Regions from separate parts of the Mus musculus genome. Here regions 2, 3 and 4 are each linked to region 1. A link is a loop called in an ENCODE intact Hi-C map of the cell type or tissue named here. Cell type or tissue: left cerebral cortex. All regions are shown on one strand. Each heading gives the region's core, and the rest is flanking DNA. Links, peaks and the distances in the headings are about the cores only. Region 1 has its middle 24 kb from the start of Gm839. Region 2 holds the start of Plxna1 (plexin A1). Region 3 overlaps Plxna1 (plexin A1). Region 4 has its middle 21 kb from the start of Gm1965.

Region 1 (3,709 bases), core at 583-3,082:
GCAATCATTTCCAGGCTGATGGCAGGTGTGGGAGGAGATGAGGGGAGGGAGCTCACTGCAGGTTGGGTGGGGTCAGCACACAGGCCATTAGGACCAGGCTGGCCATTCACACAACAAGGTTCAGATGGCTAGACCTGCCCTTACACACCCACATACTACTCATGGCCTGAAGAGTAATGGGGACCAGACAGATGGGATCCAGCTCCTGGGTGGGGGCTGCTGGCCCACTTGTTGTGTAAGATATCTCCTTATTATCTGGGAATTCTGGGACATGCAGGATTTCAGGCCAAGCTTCAGCCCGCCCCTCCCTAGCTCTGTGGCTGTTGGCTTATCCCTCGGAGCATGCTTCTCTATTAGTTTTATACCCCGAGTTTCTCAGGGTGAGTGAGGTGCCAGGCTCAGAGCAGAGGCTCCATAGATATAAAAACGAGTCTTTACAACCCTAACTCGTATGTGGGTTGTTTTGTTTTGTTTTGTTTTGTATGAGAATGTCTCCTATAGATTCATGTACTTGAATGCTTGGTTCCCAGTTGGTGGAACTGTTTGAAAGGGATTGGGAGGTGTGGCTTTTTGGAGATGTGTCAGCTACTCCAGTGCCACATCTCACATCTGCCTGCTTGCTCCTATGTGCCCTACCATGGACTCATCCTTTAAAACTATAAGCCAACACCTAATAAACGCTCCTTCTATAAGTTGCCATGGTCATGGTGTCTTATCACAGCAGTAGAAGGGTAACTAAGACACTCATATGATTCACTAAAACTAAAAAAAAAAAAAAAATAATGTATACTATGCCCACATAAAACCGCTAAATTTCTTACCATTGGAGGACTTGTGAGCTCCTGACTACCCTTCATGCTCACTTTCCCCATCTTTCATTGGAGTGCCTTAACTCTTGCTGCTATGGAAACAACCTAATGCCAATGGGCTCTGCTCTCTCCTGTACTCACACAACCCTTGCCCCTCGTCGAAGGCAGAAAACCCTTCCCCCCCCCTTTTCTTAGTTCTCCCCATCTCTATGGATCTTTACCATCATTTCTTGCTCTTTGAGTTCTAATCACACAAAGGAAGCAATCAACCTCGTTTGGGGCTATGTGCAGCATGGGTCAGCCACCCTGCAGAAATCATGAGGAGCAAGAGACTATGTGTCAACAATTTTTGGAAAAGAGGTCTTTTCTGGGCAGAGGTCAGGTAGGGTGGATGAGTGGGGGTGTGTGAAGACAAGGAACAGCGTCATTCAAGGGGGATTAGGGTATTTATTGGGTGAAAGCCGGAGGCAATGGAAGGAACAGGTTTCCATGTGGAAGCTGTGCCTTAGCAATTGCTGATTAGACAGATGGACTGAGATAAGGAGAGCGTTCTTTCTTAGTCATATTCTTTGATACCAGGAGCTTTACTATCGCCAGAGAGAAGAAGGCTCTCTTCAGTGTAGCCAGAGTTTAGAAACAACACACAGGGCCACAGCTTTCCTACATAGACCACCTCATCTACACTCTTACACCCAGCACTTCCTCCACTGGGTTCCTGGATTCCCACCACCTGAATAACCCAGTGTCCGAAATCATCAGGCAGAGATGGCCCCTGTTCTACTAGCCCCTTGCCCATCCCTGCTCATCCCCTCCCTGTCCTTTCTGCAGGTGCCACAGCCCTGCATATCCACATGCCCCACCCCCTACCTACCTGGTGCAGCCCTGTCCTTCTTTTGTGGCCCTAATGCTGTGAAGGAAAAGTGGGGCACGGCCATCTTTCCTTCAGTGGCAGTCCTCTGACCTGTGGCTCTCACCACACCTGAATAATAATGACAGCATATCGTGAAATGCTCACAGTTTTGAAGACACCCGAGGGTGCTTGTCAACCTCCTTCCTTGCCAGCCAGCCACCTCCTGTGGTTAGAGGAAGAAAGGCAGAGGAAGCCCACGCTGGGGTAGCAGTGACAGTCCACACCTCCCCTCCTGCTGGTACCTCCCCATTTCTTCTGGAAGGAGAGTGTTCCTATAGCAACCCAGTGAATAACAAACAGTAGCCACTCCTTTTCTCCAACAGGTGGATCCAGCTAGAATGGATGATGGATAAACAAGGGATGAAGAGGTTTGCTTTAGCCATAGCTACATCTGAAAGCAATCCAGGAAAAAAAAAAAATCACACGTGCTCAACTTTCTCCTAGCTCCTTACAGTGACTACTGGCTTTCTCTCAGGAATCTGTCTTATTGTTTGCTTGATGGACATTTCTGTTTCTCCTATGATACTCCCACACATATGCTCTTAGGTGCCAGTGTGGGCAGTCCTGGGTGATCTTTCCCTACCCCCCACGTAGAGCTGTGTACAGTCCTGCATCATCTTTCTCTACCCCCACATAGAGCCATGTACAGTTCCAAGTGATCTTTCTCTCCCCCCACGTAGAGCTCAATGGTCTCCTGGCTGATGATTTAACACTTGAGTGCTGTCATCAGGGGAGCTTGGTGGGCTCTGCTCCAGCTGCTGGGCACAGCTGCCTGGCTGGAGTTTCAGGGCCAGGTCTGACATGCCATGAGTGGCTTGCCAGATCCCAAGGAGGGCAGCCGAGGGCACAGCCAAGCCAGCAGGCCAGGCACCTCGGGTGGCGGGCAGCCAGGCCAGGCCAGAGCCGTTCCAGGCAGCCCACGGCCAGCTGCTTGTGGTTATATTTAGCCAGGGACAGCAGGACGCTGGGGCTCCCCAGGCCAAGGGACCATACGCTGCCTAAGTGGTCCTTGGCATTGGACATGTGAGATTGTTTTCCATTTTGAGGACATTATTTTAAAATGTTTCCATGAGGGGAAAGGGAAGAAGGGAAAGAAAGCTGATCTGGAAGAAGAGGTCTAAAAGAAATGCAGCAGCAACAACCGCAAATCCTTGTTTGCATTCCGACGGTTGCTGCCGCTGCTGAACTAACTCCAAAGAGATCACTGGAGACATCTGGGAATTCGCACACAGGCTGAGAATTAAACGATATTAAAGAATTATTAATTCTGTTGAGCGTGATGATACTGAGATTAGATGTCTTAAACTCCTTATCTGCCAGAGACACAAATTGAAATATTTATGATAAAATGGTCCGATGACGTATGAGGCTCACTTGCCACACGGATCGTGTGTACGGGAGTGTTGGGGGTGGAGGCACACCGGCTGTGGATGCTGCCTCCAAGCTGCGGCTGGCACACATTCGTTATTCCTGTCTCTCTACTTTTGTGTGGAGTTGACATTTTCCGTAATCAATGCTAAAAAGTGCTTCCACCCGTATATTCTCGCCTGAGGCTTTTTCTCCCTGCGTCCTTTTTGCCTTGCTTGCTCAGAGAGAATTCCCAGGGGTGGAATTACTGGAGCTGGGAGTTTCATGATTTCCTCCCCCACTCTGGACATGTGCTGGCAGGTCGGGCATCCACAGGACGATGAGGACTCTGTGCTGATCCTGGGGCACCCAGGGTCCCTGCACAGCAACAGAGCTGACACCCACTCAATTCTTCACACCATGAGGTCACTCAATATAAAACTGACATGGCATTCGGCACTTGACCCCCAGCTCCGGATGAAGGGTGAGGGCAGGGCACGTTCACTAGGCCCTAAGACCCTACAGGAGCTTTGGTTTGGAAAATGCTTCATGACCCACTGGTGACCCTTGTCTTTCCTGATGCAAATCTGTGTATTGTCCTGCTAGTTTTCAGTTTTTATATTCTTTTAATTTGCATATGGAC
Region 2 (3,709 bases), core at 438-2,937, 120 kb before region 1:
AGCCCTGGCAGCAGCAGTCACAGCAGCTGTGCTGACTCACTTCCTTTCTCTGCAATGTGGTCAAGCCAAAGCTGCAGGCCCAGGTTCAATTCCAGCTCTTCTATGGTCACAGGCTTTCTTCTTCTGCTGCTTCTCGGGACTCAATAAGACCACATAAAAAAGAGCTGAGACATCAGTGGAGGCACAGTGCAGCTGAGAGGGATCAGTGGAACTACTAACTGATCCAAAGCAATAGCCCCTAGCTGGATTTCCTCCAGAAAAAGGTTTTCGGAGGTCACCTATCCCCTCCTGTGGGATGGTAGCCGTGTTTGTGTAGATTCTTTGGCGTTCTTCATGTATTCTGGATACCTATCCGCTGTGTGTGGGTCACAAAACAGGAAGAGCCTTGAGCACCTGCCTAGCTGTACTTCAGAAGACAGGTTGGCAAAGGCAGGTGTGAGCAGAGGCAGTCAGCCTCTGAAGCTAAGGAGCAGAGGCAACTCAGGGAACAGCTGGACAGGCACAACCCCAGTCTGCCTGTAACCTCCCCAAAGCGTTGCAAGTGGATTACCAAATCTGTGAGGCAGGTAAGGCTGTGGACTGGAAAGCAGAGCCAACTATTGGAAGCAGACAGGTGTGCAACTAGGAAGCCCACAGTTTGAACTGCACCTCTGGGCCAGACTCCAGGCTCTGCCACCAACCAGCGAGGGAGCTTGGGCAGGTCACAGGGCCTGCGCAGTCTGTCTACCCGGTTTGTACAGCACAGCAGAGATTTGTACATTCAGTATGTAGTGCCTGTGGAGTCCGACGGTAAGTGTAACTGTGGAAGAAGGGTCTCACCGCCATTCAGAAGCAAAAAGAACCAGCACCAACTTTCAGCCTGGCAAAATCAAACCATTACCTTTCCCACTGTTGCTGACACTTCTCCATCACGTGGAGGGGTGGGGTTTCACTTGGGGGAAAACCAAGTTTGCATCGTCTGTTGAAGCTAAAGACCAAGGTCTAGAGCAGGGGGCTCCAGTCCAGTAGCAGAAGAGAGGGTTAACTATCCAGAATAGCCTGTGCCACACAGTGAGAGCAAAGACTGACCACAGGACCCTGCATTCCTATCAGAGAGGAAGGCGGGACACCATTTCTATAGCATCCTCAAACAAGCTACACAAAAGAATATGTCATTCAGGGAGACAAAATGTAAACGGTCACACCCAAAGAAAAACCAGGCAAGGATGAGCACAGGGAAAGAGGGTGATGACTGCTTGGGAGACGAGTACGGACAATGGTCCTTACCGAATGAGCTGCACTGGGTCCCCCAGGCTGTGCCCAGTCAGCCTTCGCCCCTCCCACGACCACCTTTTCTGACTGCTCTGTTCTGTTCTGCGCACAGCTGCCTGCTTTGGTCTGGATGCCTTGCACTGGGTGACCTTATTGAGAAAGGTTCTCTACCCGACCGAGACCTGGCGCAATCCAGCTCTGCAGGCCAGCCCCGCGCCCGCGATCGACCCGGCGAGGTCTCTATCCTGCTGGGGTAGTTCTAACACGCCCCGCTGCAGGACCGCGTACCGGACAGGACAGTCGTCCTCTGAGCTTAGGCATCCCGGCACGCGCCACCTCCTGGGGCCTGCGGGGTGCAGTGCCGGTCCCACCTAAGCGATCGTTGCGCAGGCAGAGATGAGCAATAGGACCAGGGCAAGTGCTTCCTCCGGACTCAGTTTACCCTTCCGTGCACGAAAGCTGTACTTCCAGCCTGTGCTCCTTAAAGAGTGCATCGACTCCTGGGACCACCCGGACCACCTCACCCACCCCCACCCCAGTCCAGAGTTTTAAGGCTGAGGTGGCCATCGCCCTTTGAAGGCAAGCGGTGGGGCCCGCCGCGCGCGCTCTCGCCGCGGGGCCGAGCGCCCCCTGCAGGCCATCGCGGGTCCCGCCCCGCCCCCGCCCCCGCCCCCGGCCCCGCCCCCCGGCTTCGGCCGGCGCATGCGCGCGGCACGGCGCTCCGCGGGGCGGCGAGAGCGAGGCCGGTCCGCAGCCGCGCGGAGCTCAGCGCCCCATTCATGCTGGGCAGCGGCGACGCAGCCACGCAGCGGAGCGGAGCCCGGGCGCGGCGGCCTCGGCCTGGGCGGCCTGCGCGGCGTGGGCGGCCCCGCAGAGGGGCGAGCGGCGGGGCGCAACGATGGCCAGCGGCGGGACGCGCCCGGGGTTGGCGGGTGAGTCGGGGCGCAACTTTCCCCGCGGGCGGCGGGAGGCTCGTCGCGGCCCGGGGTCCCGAGTGGCCGGGGGGCGCTGGCGGCGGCCAGGGGGGTGTGCGCGGGGACTGCGGCGCGCGTGTCCGCGGCTGGCGTGTCCTGCGGTTCCGGCCGGGCGCCCGCGTGTGTCCGGGCGCGGTCTCCGCTATGGGCTGCCGCGTCCCGGCGGGTCGCAGCACGTCCGGGGCCCTACGATCCGGGGGGGCGCAATGTCTGTGGCCGCAGTCGCGGTCCCTTCCTCCAGGCAGGAGAGAAAGTTTGCAGTGGCCCCGCGGGAAGGGCCCTGCGGGTGCCCATGTCGGCCCGTGTTGCGCCGGGTCGGACCGGGCCGCGGGTGGGGACGTGGGCCGCAGGCGAGCGCCGCGCTGGGCAGGCCCGGGCAGGGCCGCGGGATTCGGGGCAGGTCCCTGGCTGCGCCTCGGGCCGGCCTGAGGCAGTGGGGTGGAAGTTGCAAGGCTTCGTGGGGACCCCCGCCCCCTCCGGCTCCGGCGCGCGAGTGGGCGCCGCAGCCAGCCCAGGCCCGCAGGCCCTCCACCCGGCTGCAAGGGGCGGTGCGGTGCCACCGGAGAGGACGCCGGCTCGGGCCTCCTCGGCCTCCCCCTGCGCAGGGCCTCCACGGGTCATTCCTTCCCCGGAGGATTCCCCTCTTGCTTCCTGGACGGTCCCAGGCCTGGTGTACGGCGAGGACGGCGGCGGTGATGGGCTGACTCTGGCTGCTGTAGGGAAGGGCGAGTGTAGATTCCTGGGAGGCCCCCTCTGCCTGCAGAGATCCCAGGTGCTGCCCTGGAAGGATACAAGAGGGCTTCAGAGAGGCTACTAGGTGGCCGGAGCCCTCTCAGTCTCATCGGTGGGGTGCTGGGGCCACGCCCCTTGAAAGAAAGGGGTGTGTTGGGGGGGGATGGGAACGAACTGAGCCTCTGCCCCTCTGCCAGGCTCCTACCTCTGGCTCTGGCTCCTGGTGCTACCTACCTCTTCCAGCAGGTGCTGCGGGTCTTCAGTCCCATCAGGGTGGTGCTATCCTGTGCTTCTCCAGCCCTCCTAGAGCACCCCCAGTTTTCCAGCTCCATTGCTTGTTGGGGGTGAGCAGGAGGAGGTAGTGCTGCATTAGGCTGGCCAAGAGTCTGCTGGGTCGGGGAAGCACTCAGCCAGTGCCCTAGGCAGAGGTGCAAAACAGGGACTCTGCTTCAGGGCTAGGCTGTCAGGCAGAGGGGAGGTGGCAGCTTGGAGCCCACCGAAGGTGTCTAAAGGCACAGAGGACAGCATGGGTGGAGGCTTGGGGTGTGTGGTCAGTGTTGGCTGAGGAATGTGTTCTTGGGTTTGGAACCAGACAAGATGTGGTGGACAAAGCCACATCTCTTGGAGCACCTGGACCGGGAGTGTGGGACCCCAGGGGAGACTAGAAGCTTGCACCCTTTCTGGAGAGCACGACTCCAGGGCCTCCATGTAGAGAGTAGACCGTTGGAGACCAACTCCTATGACCTCCCACA
Region 3 (3,709 bases), core at 805-3,304, 99 kb before region 1:
ATCTGTGGACTTTGTCTTCTATAACTGCAGTGTTCACCAGTCGTGAGTGTCCCTAGATCCTGCCCTTGCTGCACTCGCATCCCTGTGGTCTTGCTGCAAACACTTCTTTGCAGGCCTGCTCTCCTGCAGCTGACATCCAGTCAAGCAGACAGGATAAGAGACCCCCACAAAAGCAGCCTGCCAGTTGAAGAGCTATCTGGGCAAGGCCCTGAGGGCATCATGGAAGGAGGCTGTGGCTGGTATTGCAGCACCTGTGGAGAGCTGTTTTAGGAACTGGGTGGGAGAGATATGACCTATGAGAAGCCCTGCTGGCCAGCAGAGTGGGACCAGGGCCTCCAAGGGAGACATTGATCTGGGCCATTGTGAAACCCAGACATGACAACTCAGTGTGTGCTGATTCTGGGCCTGGAAATAGTTGCTGCACAGTAGGACACCTAGGCATTGGCTTCTGCTTGGTTCTTGGGGCTTCTGGGTGGCACAGGGAGTTGGGCAGGGGCAACATTGTTTGCTTCTTCCCATCTTAGCTGTGAGCGCCTAGCTTCAGATATAAGGAAGCTGGGGACATATTAAGGTTCATTACTGGTCAAGAGAGGGTCCTTAGAAGACCAGGGCAAGGGTGGGGATTTCAGAGACAATCATATCAGGCTTGGCCTAGGACATGGGGTTGGCTGGCTTTTCAATCTTGCTTTCATTTATTGAGACACTCCACAGTTTTCTTGGAGCTGTCTTCAGGAGCAAGGTGACCAGAACTGGTAGGGCTGTCCTATAGGGCAGGGAGGTGTATTCTGGAGGCCATGAGGCTGTCTCTTTGCAAGCCCCCAGGATTATGAGATGCACACTGAACAGCTCCTACCTAAGTAGAACAGGTTTGGATAGGACAGGCGGAGGAGGACTGAGATCTGAGCAGTTAAGGGAGCCACTCCCCACGTGCACCAGCCTGAGCCCATTGAAGTGGAGCGTGTGACACATGCTTCTGGTGTACTTGCAAGTACAGTCTGGTTCTGTCATGGGGACCAGGGGTCACTGTAGTGACTAGTACTGGGTTGAAGAGGAAGAGAGTCAGAGGAGGTAAGACCATTCTCAATGAGGCCTGGGCAGCAGGCAGCAGGTCTGGTGACCTTCTCTCAGCCAGGGGCAGCCATTGCAAAGGCCCTGAGGTGACGACACTTCAAGGAGAAGCAGCACATTAGGTCCTCGTGGTGGAAGCACAAGCTGAAACTCCCTAGGCCTAACTGTCTCATTTCTCCCTGCAGCTGCCTGGCATGTGTCAACGGCTCCTTCCCCTGCCATTGGTGCAAATACCGCCATGTTTGCACCAACAATGCGGCTGACTGCGCCTTTCTGGAAGGCCGAGTCAACATGTCTGAGGTAAGGCTGGATAAGTAGCCTGAAGGCTTCAGAAGTACCAGTGAGCCTCAGGGTATCACCCAACAATACCCATGGGTGCCTAGGGTGCCAGTTGTATACTATGAGGTGTGACTAAGGTGGAGACATCTTCCTGAATGTCATAGCCTGAGGCCAAACTGGGACCATTTGCTGGTGGCCATGGGTGTCCTTTGTAGTCCTTAGGAGACAGAGGCCCTGTAATAGCTTGTGCCAGGGCAGCCTGAGCAGCACGTTTCATAATAGTTCTTTTCCCAGACAGGGAGGGAAGTTACCAGTGGTGCTGTGGGGGTTTCTGAAGCTCCACATGGTAATTGCTGCTGTGTCTGACTGTATGAGTGGAAAGCCACTTCTCCTGGAACCTATGACATCCTGGGCATACAGGATGGGAAGTGGGGACAGGGTCCTAGGGTCCATGTTGGTGTGGAGCAGGACCTAAGTCAGGACCCATTCATTTCATTATGAATACTATGCTGAGTTTGGGAAGGGGAAGCCGTGAATTCTGTTACTTGGGTCTGTGGGAGCTGCAGCCAGACTGGACTTATCTGAAAAACTTGGCAGAAGGTCATATGTGAGTGGGGCCCCATGAGCTGCCCTCCTCTGTCCCTCCTTCCTATACCCTCCCACCATTCTGCTGCTTCCTGGTCTCATGTCTACTAGACAAGGTGGCAGTAAAATACAAGACCCTGAACCTAATGGTGAGGGGAGCTGTGACAGTGGGTGGAGCCGGGACACAGTGGGGGTGAGGGGGTGTTTCTAGGAGGGTAGCAGTTGGAGAACTGGATCACAGTATCTAGGGTAGGAAGTAAGGAGCCAAGTCAGGGGCCTTGGGACCTGGCCAGGGCTGGCCTGAGGCCACTTCCAGAGGCCTGTGCAGTGCCCTGGAGACAGCAGTATGCTAGTAGAAGGCAGGGGAGACCCCTGTTGGTGGTTCCTGAAGCCAAGGCAGTCCAGGTTTCTTCTCTGGTGTCCCTCTAATCCTGCTCTGAGTAGCCCATCGCCTCTAGGAAGTTTTATTAACAGAGGACTCCCCCTGGAGTGGTAACCTACTCAGGTTCTCATACCCAAGCAGCCATAGTATTCTGGGTGGGATGGGCAGCATAGAGCCTGGTTTGTCTGCACAGGGCTAGCGTCAGGGAAGGGACTTTTGGAGAACGAGTTGATCCCATGTGTGCATACTCTTCTTTAGTTGCAGCTTTGTATGGAAGGTCACCAGTGTTATATAGCAATAGACATAGCATATACAGTGGCAGGCAGCACACCCCATCTCCCTGCCTCTGGCTCTGGGGGACCTCATGCAGATTCAGACGTTCTAACCCAAGATCCTTTTCTGTGCCCAGAATACTGGCTCGAAGATGCAGAAAGACCTGTAAGCGCTCACCTTGCCACCCTGTACTCGGGGGCTTGCGGAACAGGTCGTGAGATAGGCAGCCGGCATGGGGTGCTAGGCCCTAGAAGGAACCTCACAGAAACCTGGTCATCAGAGCTCACGCTGACAGTCCGGGAACCTGGCATGTCCTAGTAGTTCCACATTCTGACCTTGCTGTAGGGGTGGAGAGTGGCCTTCCCAGTGGTCTGGTGGATCTTACTCTTGGCTTCTCTCCCTCGCTAAGCCCTAGGATGACCTTGAGTTCCCACTAGGGAAGTAGACTTGTCTGCATGAGGGAGAGGGCTGTGGGTCAGATGACTAGGAGCTGACCAGAGTCCGAAAACATCCCCTTGTCTTGACTACTTCCAGGTTGGTCCTGGAGTGAAGGCATAATCAGGAGCCCTTAGGCAGGGACACTGGTTCCACTCCACAGTGTTTGCAGTGTCTCCCAGGCATGCCTTGGGCTGCTGAGAAACAAGGAAATAGTTAGACCTTTCAGGGCTGCTGATCCCTGAACCAATAGACCCCAAAGACTCTGTGACCTCCTCTTAGCAGGGTCTGAGGTATAAGTGTCTGGTGGGATTAATTCAGCTTGACCCTGTGTGCCCCAAGGGTCCCACTCAGCCTGGCCTATGAGTTCTAGAATCTATAATTAGAAGATGTGCTGCTGGGCTTGGATAGGATACAGGAGGCTAGGTGAGGTGGAAGCTACACCGGAGGCCCAAGCAGGTCTTCCATCCAGGATGTGGCTGCTGGACTGAGCTGGGAAGACAGTGTTGGGTTAGTGGAGCAGGCAGGAGGATTTGCTAGGCTCCATTCAGCCATGTCTGCCCTCAGTCTGCTGCAGTCACCCAAGGGTATTACAGGGGTCAGTGAGCAATGCTGGGCTCTGGGCCTGGTATGCTATACTAGGTGGATGGTAAGCTCAGCTCACAGGGGCCGTTGGAGGCTTAGGGG
Region 4 (3,709 bases), core at 599-3,098, 79 kb after region 1:
AAACAAAATCCCCTGCGTGCCATTCCTTTTCAATCCCTCCATGTCATTCTCTCTTGTGAATTCACCCCAAAGGAAACCTTGCTGGGCACCAGCTTCGGGGAGAGGGAAGCTAGAACATTCCATGTATAGCATGGCAGTTGGCTACTTCTACCACTCACTGGAAGCTCCCATCCATGGACTGTGTTAGCCAGGAGGCCCCAAAGGGACAAACAGCAGGGAATAAGAGACAGAGACAGAGATAGAGGGTGTGGGAGAAGGGTGAAGAGAACAAGGGAGAGGGCCAAGGGATACTTGTCTTGGAGGACAAGTGACTGCCTCTGGAGATAGAGGAGACAGATGTGGTCCGTAGGAAAATGGTGGTTTATAAAGGTAAGTGTTAAGAGGAGGTGTTTAACTTTAATTGGGGGTGTTACCTGGGTGAGCCAAAGGGCCTTTTGATTGCTGGACCTTGGTAGTCAGCCTAAGGAGGAGGAAGTGGCCAGACCTTGGTGGTGAACTTTAGGAATATAATCTAACAGGTTCCCTGACACCCTAGCAAAACAGAGGAAATATGGGAGAAAGGCAGAGCTTGATAGAGCCATGTTTACCATGCTTAAGCTGGCAAGGGTCCCTTAAGTCTTCGGTGGAGTTTGAGAAACCCCTTTGGCTCCTTTTGCTTGCCCACTCTCCCAACAGACAGTCTACTTAGAGATCCACAAATCCCAAAGGTTCGCTCAGTGTTCAGGCTGGGCAATAAGTTTTCTTCATTTAGCTGTTGAGCTGTTTAGCTATTTGAGCTGTAAAATTTCCAATACTGTGGTTTTCCGTTCTAATGTGTCCATTTGGACTTGGTGAGCTGGCTCAGCACTTTAAAGCACTTGCTGTGTAGCCTGAGGACCCACATGGTGGAAAGAGACAAGACTGCTGCAAGCTCCTGGTGCTCCTGTGTGCACGGATGTGTGCTCCCGGCCCCGCCCGATAGACATATGCAGCAAACTATTTAAGTGTTCACTGATGGCTGTATTTTTTTTTCCTTTGCCAAGGTTTTCTATTTTATTTCAAGAACATTCTGAACTGTTCATTGAAGAATCCTTCCTGGGTTTGTTACTTGTTTAATTAAGGGGTGCTGGCAATGGAACGTAGGGCCCTTCTCTCGTGCAGCTGAGCTGCATCCCGGTTCTGAAGGGGACCCCTGAAGGTGATTCTGACCTTGACTTCGGCTCAGCACAGGCTTCTGTTGGCTGTCGTTTTATTTACATTGAAATTCCCTGGATTCTCAGTTCCAGGCGGTCTTTGTGGCTTGGTGCACCTTTGGGGATTGTGTTATGAAACTCTGGTTGTATTTAAACCTGATTTTCCCTGGGCTCCTCTGGTTCCAGATGTGGTGAGAAGGGAGCAGTGACTTCTCAGAGGTGATCAAGGTCTGCATTCTCAGCCTGCTGAGCAGGGCATTTTGGAGAAGAGTGTGAGATTCCGCCTCCTCACCAGCTTCCATGAATATAGCAGAGAAGGATGGGTACCCTGCTCTGTTCCCCAGATGGCATCTTCTGAATGATGATGATGAAGCTTTGGCTTGCTCCCAAGGCATTTCTGACAGGATTGGGGAGGGGCATAGTGATGTGGAAACCTCCTAGGCTTTCCTAGTGGCTTCCAGCAACATACTCAGCCTTCTCAAACATCCCAGTACTTCTTTAGAACCAGGCAAGGGTGGGGTCTGGGTTCTCTCTGCCTATGGACTGAAATCAGTTTTCTGTGGTATTTGGCTGGCATTATTAATAATTATCTGCAGGTTTTCTACTTTATTGGGCTGCCCATTTCCTAGTCCCCTAGCTAGAAAATAAGAGGCGCTCTCTCTCTCTCTTTCTCTCTTTCTCTCATTTGTTTTTTGCACTTTTGCATACTACAAGCTTCCTCAGCATGCTGCCCAGGATGATGTAATTACTGGGGATCTTATGCTGCCCTTTTCCTTTGCTGTCTCTCCTACAGATGAGATCCTGGATCCCTGCCTCATTTAGCAGAAGACACAAGCACAGCACCTCCACCAGGTCAGAACTGGAGCCTCGCGACGCCTCAACTTTCGGCTTCATTAGATCATCATGAAGTGCAAGATAGTTAGTGCTCCAAACAGTGAAAGAAGCTTCAGACCCACACAGATCGGACCTGTAAGATATGACCCAGGGTGGCTCTGAGGATGCTCAGAGCTGAAGGAGGGAGAGCAGGCGTCCTTCTCAGCAACCTACCAAGAACTGGTGTGCTCAGTGAACTTGATTGCTCAGATGGGACAGTTCTCCTGACATGTGACACTTGGTCAGGGTCTCTGGGGTATTACACCTGCTGGTTCATACTGTGGGCAGTTCCATGTAGCTTAGCATTGCCACATGGTGCCCACCAGCTTCTCTTCTGTCCCTCTGTGTTCCTGTGACCATCCAGGAGAGCAGGGTAGAGAGCTGCAAGACCAGGAAGCCTTGCCTGCCCTGGGTAGAGCATCCCTGCTGCTCGGAACTTCCCTACTAGGAATCTTTGGAAGTTTCCTTCTGTTGGAAAGTGTTACATCTCCTTGTGGGTCCAGATGGTGGGTGTTTGCTTTCCCTCTTCTTTTCAATGTCTTAATCTTTAAAGTGACTTTAATTCTGGCAAATGTAGGTCACCAAGTGTTTGGGTACTGTTTCTCTGAGGATTTTTCTGTCTTCCCTTGAGACTCCAGCATCCAGATGTGGGGGCTCTGGTCTTCATACCTCTTAACTGCCCTTTCCTCTTGCCTTCTAAGCAACAGCTCAGCCTCATCTCCTGGCTCATTAATTCTCTGTCTCCTGCTGCTCAGGTCTTCAAAGCTCCACATTTCCACCCCCAGCATTTTCTCAATAGTGTTATTGTCCTTATTCAGGGCAGGAGATGGAATCCAGGGCCCCATGCATGCTAGGCAAGCTTACACCACAGTGCCATAATCCAGGCCCCAGGGACTTCTTTCATCTGCTGTCCCTGCTCCATGACATCAGCACCTTCTTCTCCCATGAGGAAACAAAATGAGACTTTACTGTTCTTTCTAGCTCTCCGTTCACTGCATTGCTTTTGTGGACAGCGTCATGTGGGCCCAGCACTGAGTGGGCAGTCTGAACTCCCAGGAGTCCTGTCTCACTGGAGTGGTCTCGCTTACAGAGGGGATTATGCGTGACTTCAGACCCCTCAAAGTCTCTGCCTACTGGCTCCAACAGCCTGGGAATATTCCTGAGAATCCTGCCAGCTGAGGGGGTGGAGCGCAGATCACAGTCTTCTCTATCCCAGGGCTTCCCGTTGAGCACACAGCAACACATGCCTTTTGTTGTAGCTCTTGGAAGAAAGCACCACTCCTGGGACACCGCAGCCATCAGCCACTGTTCCCCTGTTCAGGATAAGGGTCTTCAAGAAGCCACCCTGGCACTTGAGTGACAGGTGCTTTGTTGTTCCCGCAGAGGCCCTAGCCACACGGGGCCAACTGATGGACAGCAAGAGCTGTAACTTCGCCAATTGACTCCTGTTCTTTATGAAGGCTCAACCATCTTCATGGAGGCCATAGTCTCTGTGGCTATCCTACATTCCCCCAAGTCAAGTAATCCACAGTTTTTGTGTCCCATCTTGCATCCCTGCCCCAGTCAATATGGTCCTGCCAGCTGCTAGGTTCTTCTTGGCAGATGTTATCAGCTGGCCAAAGGTTTATAGTGAGAATTTCCAATGAGATCCCCATTTGCCTCAT

What was found. A loop is a pair of places that touch in the nucleus more often than their neighbours do. Peaks named below come from ENCODE experiments on the same cell type or tissue, not always from the same donor. Only the 100,000 strongest peaks of a DNase experiment are listed, where the experiment ranks them.
Region 2: a loop joins it to region 1, with 2.5 times the contacts of the local background. A loop is called at or near these places in 4 of 42 quality-filtered maps.
Region 3: a loop joins it to region 1, with 2.0 times the contacts of the local background. A loop is called at or near these places in 6 of 42 quality-filtered maps.
Region 4: it touches region 1 in a loop (2.4-fold over the local background); 2 of 42 quality-filtered maps call a loop at or near these places.

Annotation. Positions count from the first base shown.
Region 1 is chr6:89,238,576-89,242,284 of GRCm38, reverse strand. No RefSeq gene overlaps it. Among named protein-coding and RNA genes, the nearest start is that of Gm839, 24 kb to the right of the region's middle. RefSeq lists an enhancer at 1-940. In left cerebral cortex, for the core only: a CTCF peak has its summit at 1,871; DNase peaks (open chromatin) are centred at 1,955 and 2,630; H3K27ac peaks cover 617 bases.
Region 2 is chr6:89,360,881-89,364,589 of GRCm38, reverse strand. It overlaps Plxna1 (plexin A1), which reads left to right and starts at 1,977. Exons shown (of 32, transcript NM_008881.2): 1 at 1,977-2,183. Gm40415 reads right to left here and starts at 3,235. Exons shown (of 2, transcript XM_017321867.2): 1 at 3,192-3,235; 2 at 1,999-3,005. The coding sequence starts at 2,846. The coding sequence ends at 2,412. In left cerebral cortex, for the core only: CTCF peaks have their summits at 1,622 and 1,823; DNase peaks (open chromatin) are centred at 671, 1,516, 2,017 and 2,810; H3K4me3 peaks cover 1,746 bases; H3K27ac peaks cover 1,443 bases.
Region 3 is chr6:89,338,182-89,341,890 of GRCm38, reverse strand. It overlaps Plxna1 (plexin A1), which reads left to right. Exons shown (of 32, transcript NM_008881.2): 8 at 1-42; 9 at 1,254-1,368. Among named protein-coding and RNA genes, the nearest start is that of Gm40415, 21 kb to the left of the region's middle. In left cerebral cortex, for the core only: a CTCF peak has its summit at 2,313; a DNase peak (open chromatin) is centred at 2,229.
Region 4 is chr6:89,159,755-89,163,463 of GRCm38, reverse strand. No RefSeq gene overlaps it. Among named protein-coding and RNA genes, the nearest start is that of Gm1965, 21 kb to the right of the region's middle. In left cerebral cortex, for the core only: a CTCF peak has its summit at 2,036; DNase peaks (open chromatin) are centred at 946, 1,513 and 2,535.